2 separate regions of the Homo sapiens genome follow, and region 2 is linked to region 1. The links are chromatin contacts, found by Hi-C in ENCODE. All regions are on one chromosome and are shown on one strand. The core of a region is the stretch at or near the end of the contact, and the rest is flanking DNA. Distances in the headings are between cores, read along the strand shown. Region 1 overlaps LINC00299 (long intergenic non-protein coding RNA 299). Region 2 overlaps LINC00299 (long intergenic non-protein coding RNA 299).

Evidence for each region. Hi-C counts contacts between places; a loop is a spot of excess contacts on that map. Pooled maps may share reads with other maps.
Region 2: a map of IMR-90 shows a loop between it and region 1 (1.8-fold over the local background). The contact joins two enhancer-like sites. A Hi-C loop is called at or near these places in 1 of 168 maps with a recorded cell type or tissue (IMR-90), 8 of 37 single-sample maps with no recorded cell type and 11 of 50 pooled maps.

The regions. Positions count from the first base shown.
Region 1 is chr2:8,146,040-8,151,475 of GRCh38, reverse strand. The region is part of intron 7 of LINC00299 (long intergenic non-protein coding RNA 299); the gene reads left to right. Among named protein-coding and RNA genes, the nearest start is that of LINC00298, 170 kb to the right of the region's middle. RefSeq lists enhancers at 611-1,111, 1,112-1,612. Within about 2 kb of position 3,020, at least 5 of the 41 ENCODE cell types and tissues checked have a DNase peak (open chromatin) inside an H3K27ac peak, as active enhancers do.
Region 2 is chr2:8,300,918-8,306,353 of GRCh38, reverse strand. The region is part of intron 2 of LINC00299 (long intergenic non-protein coding RNA 299); the gene reads left to right. Among named protein-coding and RNA genes, the nearest start is that of LINC00299, 25 kb to the left of the region's middle. RefSeq lists enhancers at 2,257-2,476, 3,963-4,022, 5,128-5,436. Within about 2 kb of position 2,658, at least 17 of the 41 ENCODE cell types and tissues checked have a DNase peak (open chromatin) inside an H3K27ac peak, as active enhancers do.

The sequences.
Region 1 (5,436 bases), core at 1,771-4,270:
ACTCACAGTGTTGTATAACCATCACCGTTCTCTAGTTTCCGAATTTTCATCATCCTATATTTCAAGCCCATACTCATTAAGTCACCACTCACCATTCTTCTGTCTCCTCGGCCTCTGGCAATCACAAATCGGCTTTCTGTCTGTGGATTTGCCTGTTCCGGGTGTGGCATGTAAATGGAGTGATATGATATGTGGGCTTTCATATCTGGCTTCTTTCATTGAACATAATAGTCTCAAGGTTCATGCAGCATGTATTAGTGCTGTATTTCTTTTTATGTCTGAGTAATATTCCATTGCATGGATATGCCACATTTTGTTTGTCCATTCATGGATTGATGAACATTTGGGTTTTTCCCACCTTCTGGCTGTTGTGAGTAGGACTGCTATGAACGTGGGTGGATAAGGTTTTGTTTGAATCTCATCTGCTTCTGCCTCCCACAACTCTCTTTTCCATAGGGCAAAATAGCCTTTTAGAAGAGATACCTGCTCTTTTCACCCCTTTGCCTAAACTTCAGTGGCTTCCCTTGTCTTACAGGATAAAATTGAAACTTATGCATGTGTTCTGCAGGGCCTTGCCAGTGCTGGCTTTTGCCCGGCGCCCCAGCCTGAGCCTCTCTCCTCCCTGCTTTGCGTATCTCGGCCACTGGGCACTTTTTTCAGTTTCTGGACTACAGTGGGCTTCCACTGCCTCTGGCCTGCCCCACATCTTTTTCAACTCAGCCTATAAAGTTCTCTGGATTCTTTTCCACCAAACTCAATCTTAATCACTCTTTAGATTTCAACTAAAAATTTCACTTTCTAGGGCAGCGTTTAACGACCTCCTGACTACATCCAGTCCCCCTGTTTTGCGTTTGCTCACAGCCTGCCCTTCTCCTTTGTAGCAAGTGTCACAATTGCGATGTAAGTGATTAATTGTGCATTCCCCAAAAAGTAAGACCAGGAGGGCTGATACTTGTCTTGTACACAGCTATAAATCCAGCATGCAGCTGGATTTCCTTAGACTTAGTACGTGCTCAACGTCAATTCGTCCAGTGTTGAGGGAGGCCAGCCCCTAGCCACACAGCCACCTTTGCTGGTCTCTGGCCTGGCTAGTCTTCCACACCTCCGCACGGATGTGCTCTGCACAGTGTGGGGCAGGAGCAGGGAGGCCCTGGGTCCTGTGGGGAATTTGGGGAATGTGCATGATTTCCTGTGAGAGGCATGCAGACGGCAATGTTCCCATGTTCTGTGATAGCTGCAAGGTGAGAGGTGCGGTCTTTTACTCAGAGACTGGAAAATAAGATGAAGGTGCCATGTGGGAAAATTGCTTTCATCTGGCTCATGACTGTTTTTTGTTAAGCAGAGGAACGCCAGCCCAAGCAAAAGCTAAGAATATACGATGGCTGAAATTTATTAAGCTTCAGGCCAATGTTCATACATTTGAAATGATGTCAGAGCTCAGAAGACAGAATCACTTAATCTCCTACAGAAGACTGAGAAAAGTTAGTACCCCATAGAAGATCAGTTCCAGGATTTTCCTCCTGGAACAAACACGGGGTGATTAAGGTATAGTTGTCTCTAGCAGAACGAGGGCAGTGGTAACCAGATTTGACACAGTCCCACAGACACCACGGTGGAGACTCCAGCTGGGCCACACTTTCATATGGAAAGAATGGATCTCCACAGGTGACTGAGCACTGTACGGAGACAGCATGTGGAGGGCTTCACTCAGGGGTGGTGTCCTGGGGCAAAGTGGGCTGCTGAACACCGGGCATGGGGTGAGCAAGGAAGGTCCAGCTAGACAGGTTCCCACTGGAGCCAGCCTTTGGGATTCCTGACTCTTCTGCAGCCCACAGGTATATATAGACTATTTTTTTTTTGACAGAGTCTCTTTCTGCTGCCACCCAGGCTGAAGTGCAGTGGCAAAATCTCGGCTCACTGCAACCTCCACCTCCCAGGTGTGAGTGATTCTTCACCTCAGCCACCCAAGTAGCTGAGATTACAGGCATGTGCCAGCATACCTGGTTAATTTTTGTGTTTTTAGTAGAGATGGGGTTTTGCCATGTTGGCCAGGCTGGTCCCGAACTCCTGACCTCAAGTGATCTGCCTGCCTCTGCCTCTCAAAGTGCTGGGATTACAGGTGTGTGTCACCATGCCCGGCCAGGTATATATAAACTCAGAAGGAGGAGCTTGCCTTGGTTAGGCATGTTTCCTAGAAAAGGTTTTGGTGAGGAGACGTTAATGATGAAGCAGTAATTGTCTTTTGGAATGGTGTTTGTCATCTGCTGTGTATGCCCCATGCCAGGTGCTGGGCTGCATTCCACACGTGCATCATTCCTGAGTCCCCACGGTGACCATCCCAGGTCAGTGCTCTGATCAGCCCCATTGTAGGGATGGAACCAAACTTGGAGAGAGTAAAGAACTTGTCCAAGAATATTGACTTAATAAGTGACAGAGGTAGGATTCAAACCTAGGTTTGTTAACCATACGGTGAGTTGGTGCTCTTTTGGAAGCTTGGGAACAGGCTTAGGAGCCCTTAGGATTCTGTCCTGTGCAGCAGGAAGGAATTATATATGGTGAAATAGAGAAATCCATCATCATCAGTGTCCCCAAAGAACCAGAAGCAGATTCCTTAAGATGCATGCACATACGCACACACGCATACACATACACGTCTACACACCCACATCTACACACACGCCCAAGCCAAAAACCAAAACAGACGAGCTAGAACTCTTGACAGCCATGCCTTCCTCTCAGCCACAAAGGGCTTGGTGAATTGGTTTGAGTTGATGTTCAGGCTGGTATTATGTGGCCAAACTAAGTATATAGTCATCCTTTTGGGTTCTGTTTCCTGGAAATACATTTCTGGTTCAGTGTTATAACATCACCCACTTGATAATATCAGAAAGAGATGGTTCGTTTTCAGCAGTTCCCTTTATACAGCCTCATGCCAAAATAAGGAATACCATGCTGAAATTCACAGGAAGGTGGCATAGCTCAGGGTTTATGAACACAAGTTCCTGGAATGACTGCCCAGGCCAAATTCCAATTGCACTACGTATTGCTGTGTGACTCAGGGCTAGTGACTTAAACAATCTGTGTTTTCCTTTCTGCTTCTGTAAGTCAGGGTAAAGATGGTACCTTCCTGTGATCATTAATTTTATGTGTCCACTTGGCTAGGCTATGATACCCAGATATTTGGTTAAATACAAGTCTGGATGTTTCCGTGAAGGTAGTTTAAGATGAGATTAACATTTAAATCAGTGGACTTTTGGTAAAGCAGATGACCCTCCATAGTGTGGGTGGGACTCATCCAGTAAGCTGAAAACCTTAAGAGAAAAAGACTGACGTGCCCCGAGGAAGAGGGGATTCTGCCTCCAGACTGCTTTTGGACTCAAGCTGCAACATCAACTTCTCCCTGAGTCTTCAGCCTGCATGCCTGCCCTGCAGGTTATGGACTTGCAGCCCCTAAAATCACATAAGTCAATTTTTTAAGACCAATCTCTATCTCTCTCTGATATTATACATATATATGTATATGTATGCAGACTGCACGTCCTGAGTTTAATATAATTACTAACGCGATGGACACTGCTCTAGGGCCTTCACATGTAGCAACTCATTTAACCCTCAAAATAACACAATAAGGGAGTGTTGTGGTCAGACTTCCCCAAAAACAGAACCAATAGGAAATATATATACATATATGTATATTTTTATATACACACACACATATATATGCATGTATATGTATGCATATCTATGTACACACATAATATACATACATGTATGTGTGTATATGTATGTGTGTGTGTGTGTGTGTGCATATGTATATGAATGCACCTAGCTAGAAAGACCTAGCTAAAGGCAGGAACCTTGGGCAGCATGTCAGGAATCTGACAGAAACATGCAGAAAGCCAGGAGAATCTCAACCTCTTCTCTATGACTCTGCCTTTTCTCTATCTCTTTCTCCTTGGCATATTACAAAGGCTGTGTGATATAATACCCAATAGGAAAGTGTAGTGGTCAGGCTCCCTCAGAAACAGAACCAACAGGAGATACATATATAGACACACACACACACACACACACACACACACACACACACGTGTATGTGTGTATATATATATCATATTATCATATGTATGTGTGTATGTATGTATATGTGTATATGTATGTGTGTATATCCACACATATATACACATGAACATATATGTATGTGTGTAAATGTATGTGTATATATTATATGTATGTGTGTATATATGTGTGGATATATACACACACATATATACACATATACACATATACACATACATATTATATATATACACACACACACACACACACACACACACACACATACAAGTGTGTGTGCCTATGTATGTATGTATGTATGTACCTATTTATCTATCTAGGTATATCTCCCATTGGTTCTGTTTCTGGGGAAGCCTGACTACTACACGTCCTTACTGGATCATTTTAAGAATTAAATGAGTTGGTACATGTGAAGTCCATAGAGCAGTGTTCAACATGTTAGTAATCATATTAAACTTAGTACTTGCAGTCTGTGTACACTCTTTGCATGATCTAAGGCATTGGGTGGGGCACTGTTCTTGTCCTCAGGAAGAAGACAGTCCCATGGGAGGGCACATGGCCATTGTAATATGCTGAGGAGAAGGAGATAAGAAAAGGCGGAGTCCTAGATAGAGAAGAGGCTGTGATTGCCCTGGCTTTCTGCACATTTCTGTCAGATTCCTGACATGCTGCCCAAGGTTCGAGCGTTTAGCTATGTCTTTCTAGCATTATAAGAAGGGGTGAATTTAAGGGGATGTCAGCTTCCCAAATGTGAGACTGGCTTTTGTACAGGGAAGTTGTTTCTTGTTCAATACTGGGGTTACAGAAGGCAAAGCATCTGATGGACCTGTGCCACTTGGCTTTGATAAAGAGCAGCTGTTTTCCTGGCAGGTGCACATGCCCATCTATGCTAAGGGCTGGCACAGCGGCAGGTTAGTTAGAGAGCAGTTCTCATCCTGGGGAAAGTCAGGGCCCAGGGAGGGAAATCTCCACCTGGAAAGCTGTGATCCCACAGTGTTGCTGAAAAGGACGAGAGGAGGGAGTAGCCAGCACTGATGGAAACCAGGGAGGGCAGTGGAATTTCTGTGGATGATAAGCTGGGGGCCAAGGGGTAAATAGCAAGTCCCAGGAGAAACACCTCCCAGATGGAGGGCACAGTCTGAGTAAGGTCTCACCTCACATGGAGGAAGCAGAGTGAAGTTTGGCTCCAGGGAGAAGGCCTTTGTGTACTGGGAGTGTGGAGGTGAATTGGCATTAGGTGACAGATGTGAGGCCTGTCTAGCCTCAGCAAAGCTCATGCCTAACAAACCCATGACATGATTGTGCACAGTTCATTTTGATGATGAGATGGCAGTGCCATAAGTGCTGATAAACTGCTTT
Region 2 (5,436 bases), core at 1,409-3,908, 160 kb before region 1:
GGAGAAATTGTCTTTCAACATCTCCTCCAGAGTTGAGAGTTTTAAACCCATCCTCCGGGACAGGCTTCAGGGGTTCTCTGAATCCTCTTTCACATTCTGTGTAAACTTCTCTGTGTTTATGAGCCTTTGTCTATATTTCTGGAGGGAAGGCCCACCTGTTTATCAGATACTCATAGTGACCCTAAGGCCTCTCATGGGTTAAAAAATCTGTTACAGAGATTTCCCATGATTTTGAAGGCAGAAAGGATCTGAGATAGTGCTTAATTGAAACTCTCATTTCACATACAGGGAAACTGAGGCCCATAGAGATATAATTCTTTTTCTCAGACCAGTGCAACAAGGTAGTGACATCATAGCATGGGAGTCCAGAAGCAAAAATTTGATATTTTTTAAACTTGTAAATACCTTCCATTGTTCCTCATCTCACCTAAGATTGGATTCTGGGAAGCCTGGTAATTTGTGCACAGGGAGTAAGGAGGTTAGATGACTGTCTTTTGGAAGAACTGTTTTTCTCCTTTGCTTTTTTGGTAATTTACTCTGAAAGCTGGTAGGTATTTTATTTCCAGACTTGTTCAGAAAATCCTGTTCACGCTGTTAAAGTCTTTGCCCATGCAAATACCCAGTGCTGTTCTTGGCCAGCAGGAACCGTCACACTGGGACGTTGCTCCATTGTGCGTGTGTGCACGTTTCCAGGCATGTGCGCAAGTGTGCACTTGGTAATGCAATTGCAAAGCAAACTGCAAATGCCCATAATAGGAATCAAGAGAAAAGTCTCAAGTTAGACTTTTGTTTAACACTTGGCTTCCTAGAAGTTTGTAAAGAAGGTGTCTGTTTAGGGAAAGCCTTATTAAGCCTGGATGGTTGCCCTTAGCAAATGAAAGTGTTGACTAAACCTTGCTCTCTGTTGTGAAATGTAAGTCTAGTGAAATTCAAACACATTGTAAATTTACTAATCAGCTGTAATCAAAGTAGAGGGATATAAATACTCCCAGAGGGTGGCTCCCTGTGAGGACAACTGATGAGGTGACTTGGGAGGCCGTGGGTGGCTCTTAGGAGAGTTAAGGATGTCCATGGCCATCCCTGCTCCAGCATGAGCCTGTGTTTGTATGAAAGCACAGACTCCAAAACATCCTAGAAGATAGCTGAGAGAACACCTAGAATGAAACTTGTATTTTACCAGAAAACTAAGCCAAGGTCCCTAGAGAAATGGCTTTGCTTAGGCTTCACACTGTGGCTCAATGGCAGGTCAGAGACGAGGGCCCCACACCTCGGTGTCTAGCCAGGGATCTGGCCCTAGCACCGTGTTGCTGAGTCATGTCGGGCTGCCTAGGGGATGTCGCAGAAGGAGCTCCTGGAGGACACATGCGTTCATCATCTGCTCAAAACTGCACAGCAGGTGAATGGTGACATTGACACATCAGAAAAATAACAGACTGCTTGGAGGGCGACGTGCTAAGCACTTAACGGGAATTATCTTAGTAAGTCTTTACGCCACTGTGATGAAGTAGGTAGCGTTCTCATAATTGCCATTTTACAGATGAGGACACTGAGGTTCTGGGAGGTTAAGAAACTTGCCCAAATGATGTAGTAGGTGGCCAAGCTGGAATTCCAAAGCAAGGATTTGTAAAGATTATGCTAATCAAAACTCCCACTGCCCTTGTCTGTTTTTGTTCTTCCCCTAAAGCATACCTACGTTTTCTTGTCTCAGGGAGCATGATGTGTGAAGGACTTTGGTTCTCATTGGCCAGAGACACCGAGTCCATCTCAGTCTGAAGTCCTGGGATCTGAGATTCCCTGAGTGTGTGGATTCCCTGCTAGGCAGGATGCAGTTTGACTGACGAGTTCCTTTTCTTTTATTTTCTTCTATTTAGCGACTTGCTTTTCCTGATATCCTCTTTTAGGAGGCTGTTAGGCCCCTGGGCCAGAGGCCTTTTATAGCACCCAAAAAATTGCCTTGTAGCAATCTGACAATTTTTTATAATAATTTGGGTCTTATTTCTAAATACAGTAACAATTTGGGGTCTTTTGTGTTATTTTTGTGTTTTGGCTCACCATCATTCAGTTTGGATTTTGTTGTGTGAAGTTCCCCAACTCCTGGCCTATTTCCATCCACCCTTTTATTCATGGGATAAATAGTAACTGTGTACCTACCCCCAGAACCTCCTATGACAAGGCACCCTAGGGCTCAGAGTAAGTTGTCTTCCCCCCCCCCTTTTTTTGACTATTGATAACACAAATAAAGCTGCAATAACTATCTTGGTTGAGACACAGCTTTCTAAATGCTTGTCGATAGCTTGCTGGTGTACGACCTTAGTTTTTACCGCGTCCCTGCCTTGACCACCCATCCTGCCCTCAAGAGGACACAGGGCTCCTCTCTGGGAAGATCCAGGGTTGGCAGAAAGGAAAGATTTCCTTCTTGACTTGTGATATGGCCTCTGTGCCAGGCCCTGTGCTAGGCCCTGGGAATGGAGTGGGGAGCGAGGCTCAGCCCTGTCCTCTGGACAGCCTGGACTGGCTCTCTGCATCTTACATTTGATTTTTAACAACAGTAGGAGAGGATGAACGCTGGAGAGGAACAGAAACCAGAGATCTGGGCTTGCAGCCCTCCCTGTTAACCTCGACACGGCCCCCTGTGTCCTCTTGGTTTCCTGTCCCTCACCACAAGAAGCAGTGTTCAAATCGGTTTCTAGATGGCTCCGATGTGGCCACGTTTGGGTGGGTCTGGTGCATGTTGGCTCAGCTGGGAACATGCCAGTGTTTGGGGGTTGTTGTTGTGCAAGCCTGAGGGCCGGCTCACTGCACGAGGTCAGGGTGTCCTGGTGGGCCTTGTTCTGCTTTGTGATGACAGCAGCCCTCCAAGACGGTCAAGCTTGACCATATAAATTACCGTATAAATAACCATGATGGGTATGAATGACTCACTTAATGATTTCATTTCTGTATTTCACACCTTTTGGTGCTACCATGCTATGCATTGAGGGTCCAGGATGTGTAAGGCACTAGCACAGCACCTGAGATATTTTTGAGTGGTGGGGCAGAGAATGTGGTACAAAAAGATGAATGAGGCTGGATGCAGTGGCTCACGCCTGTAATCACAGTGCTTTGGGAGGCTGAGTGGGGAGTATTGCTTGAGGCCAGGAGTTTGAGACAGCACTGAGGGTCCAGGATGTGTAAGGCACTAGTACAGCACCTGAGATATTTCTGAGTGGTGGGACAGAGAATATGGTACAAAAAGATGAATGAGACTGGATGCAGTGGCTCACGCCTGTAATCACAGTGCTTTGGGAGGCTGAGGGGGGAGGATCGCTTGAGGCCAGGAGTTTGAGACCAGCCTGGTCAACACAGCAAGATTCTGTTTCTTACATTAAAAACAGCAACAACAACAACAACAACAACAACAACAAACAACCACCCATGAACAAGATCTAAGGAGTGCAGGGAAGGCAGTGGGTGCCTCTCAGCACACAGTGAGGCTGGTGCGCTGAGAGGTTTCCCCTCATTGGGATTTCTTTGTTCTCTTTGCTATTCCTCCCATTCAAGCAACCCTTTCTCTGCTCTTCCCTAGGTAAGGGGTGTGAGAGCAGAAAGACAAGCAGTCCTCTTTCGGCTGCAGTGACCATTGGGGTGCTCTGCCCAGGTCTCCCCGCTAGCTGCAGTGACAGTTGATGATGGCCATGGCAGAGCCCGCACTGGATGCCCCCTCCTGCTGCAGGGAATGGCCTCTTTTCAGGTCATATCCCCCAGGTTCTGAAACTGACCGAGGAAGGAACGCAAAGGCTCGGCCCTCTTGCCTCAACTTGGGACAACTCTGATGGGCCGTCCCAGCTCGAGAGCGCCACTTAGGATTGGCTGGGGGTGGCTCCAAGTGTAGCCTCGTTGCAGCCAGCTTCAGCTTCTGCAGCATCCTGCCTTTCTCACTTCTTTACAGGAGAATCTCCCGAGAACACCCTCTGATCAGCACTCTGCATGCAATTTCCATCTCAGACTCTGTTTCTAGGAAGACTTTCAGGCAGCTGACACTGGACGTGGTTGTGAGTTGCAGGCCCTAATGAAAAATTGGAGAGGAAGCAGGTGGCCGGCTGATGAAATGATAACCAGAAGGCCTGTGGGCTTGGGTGGCTGAGGCTGAGGCTACTGAGTGTTGAAGAGAGAGAGGCAGAGGCGCAGGATGACTCATCACTGGTTTCAGGCAAACTGTGAAAGCCAGAGCACTTCCTTGGCAGCATTTAAGAAAACCCCGATGATCTGCAGCTGGAAGGCAGGTTGGCTGGAGGACCAGTCTGAACCCTGAGTAGGTTAAGTTCTCAGTCCTTCAGACACAGGGCTCTAATGGGAAAGAGGTGAGACCCTTACACTTAGGGTGGGAGCCCTGGACAGTTGGGAACCCTGAACACTTACATGCCCCTGAGTCCCCTGGGCCTGCAGAAATGGCCTATTTCTCATGTCATGTAGAAGATTGTAGACTGCTTGAACCTGGGAGGCGGAGCTTGCAGTGAGCCCAGATTGCACCATTGCACTCCAGCCTGGGCAACAGAGCGAGACTCGGTCAAAAAAAAAAAAAAAAAAAAGCAAGACTTTCCTTTTCTGAAGATCATACAGAGGTCTCAAATGAGGTAGGTATCATACAAGACAATGCTTGACCCATCAGGATCTACCCTCATCTTTCCTGTTGGCAAAACCAAAGAATAACAAGAACCAAATCTCAGCACAGCCCGACTGGGGATGAGCTGGGCTGGCTTGGCCAAAAGGGGATATCAGGTGAAGGAGCTGTGGGGTCGAGCTAATATGTTGCAGAGGACCTGGGAATATATTCATGGGATTGGATCAAAGAGTGTAGATATAAAATCGAATAAGGTTGAGTTTATTGAGAGGGAGCAATCTAGGTGGTACAGGATTAAGCATCTTGGTCAAGATCCCTGGAGAGAATGCTAAGACTCAACTCAGATGTTGCTTAAAAGCCTAGAGAAAGCAGTGACCCACACTCAGGCAGATGGTGGAGAGAGGGACCAAATGGCTCAGAGAAGTGGCCATGCTGGAGTGGACATGCTAGCATCCATGGTGCTGACTATCTTCACGAGATGGCCTGGAGGACTTCCCATGTACAAAGGAATGCACTGGTGAGAGTGGCCCCAAAGTCACTGAGCTCAGGAATGGCTGTGCTCTATGTGCCAGAGCTGATGACAGATGATGAAATCACAGAACTGGCTCCTGGTAGCAACGGGGATGACAGGATCCTGGGATTACAAAGGCCAGGTGGTATGCTCACCATTGGATGCAAGGCAGAGGCCATGATCACAATGAGAGGCAAGATCAGTGGGGCACCCAGGGGGTTCCTGCCCTGCAGAGAGCTCTCAATAGGCTCATTGTTTTAGGAAGGAGATAGATGGGCACCCAACAAGGGCAATGCTTAATTTCTACAAGAAAGCACGTGTGGAT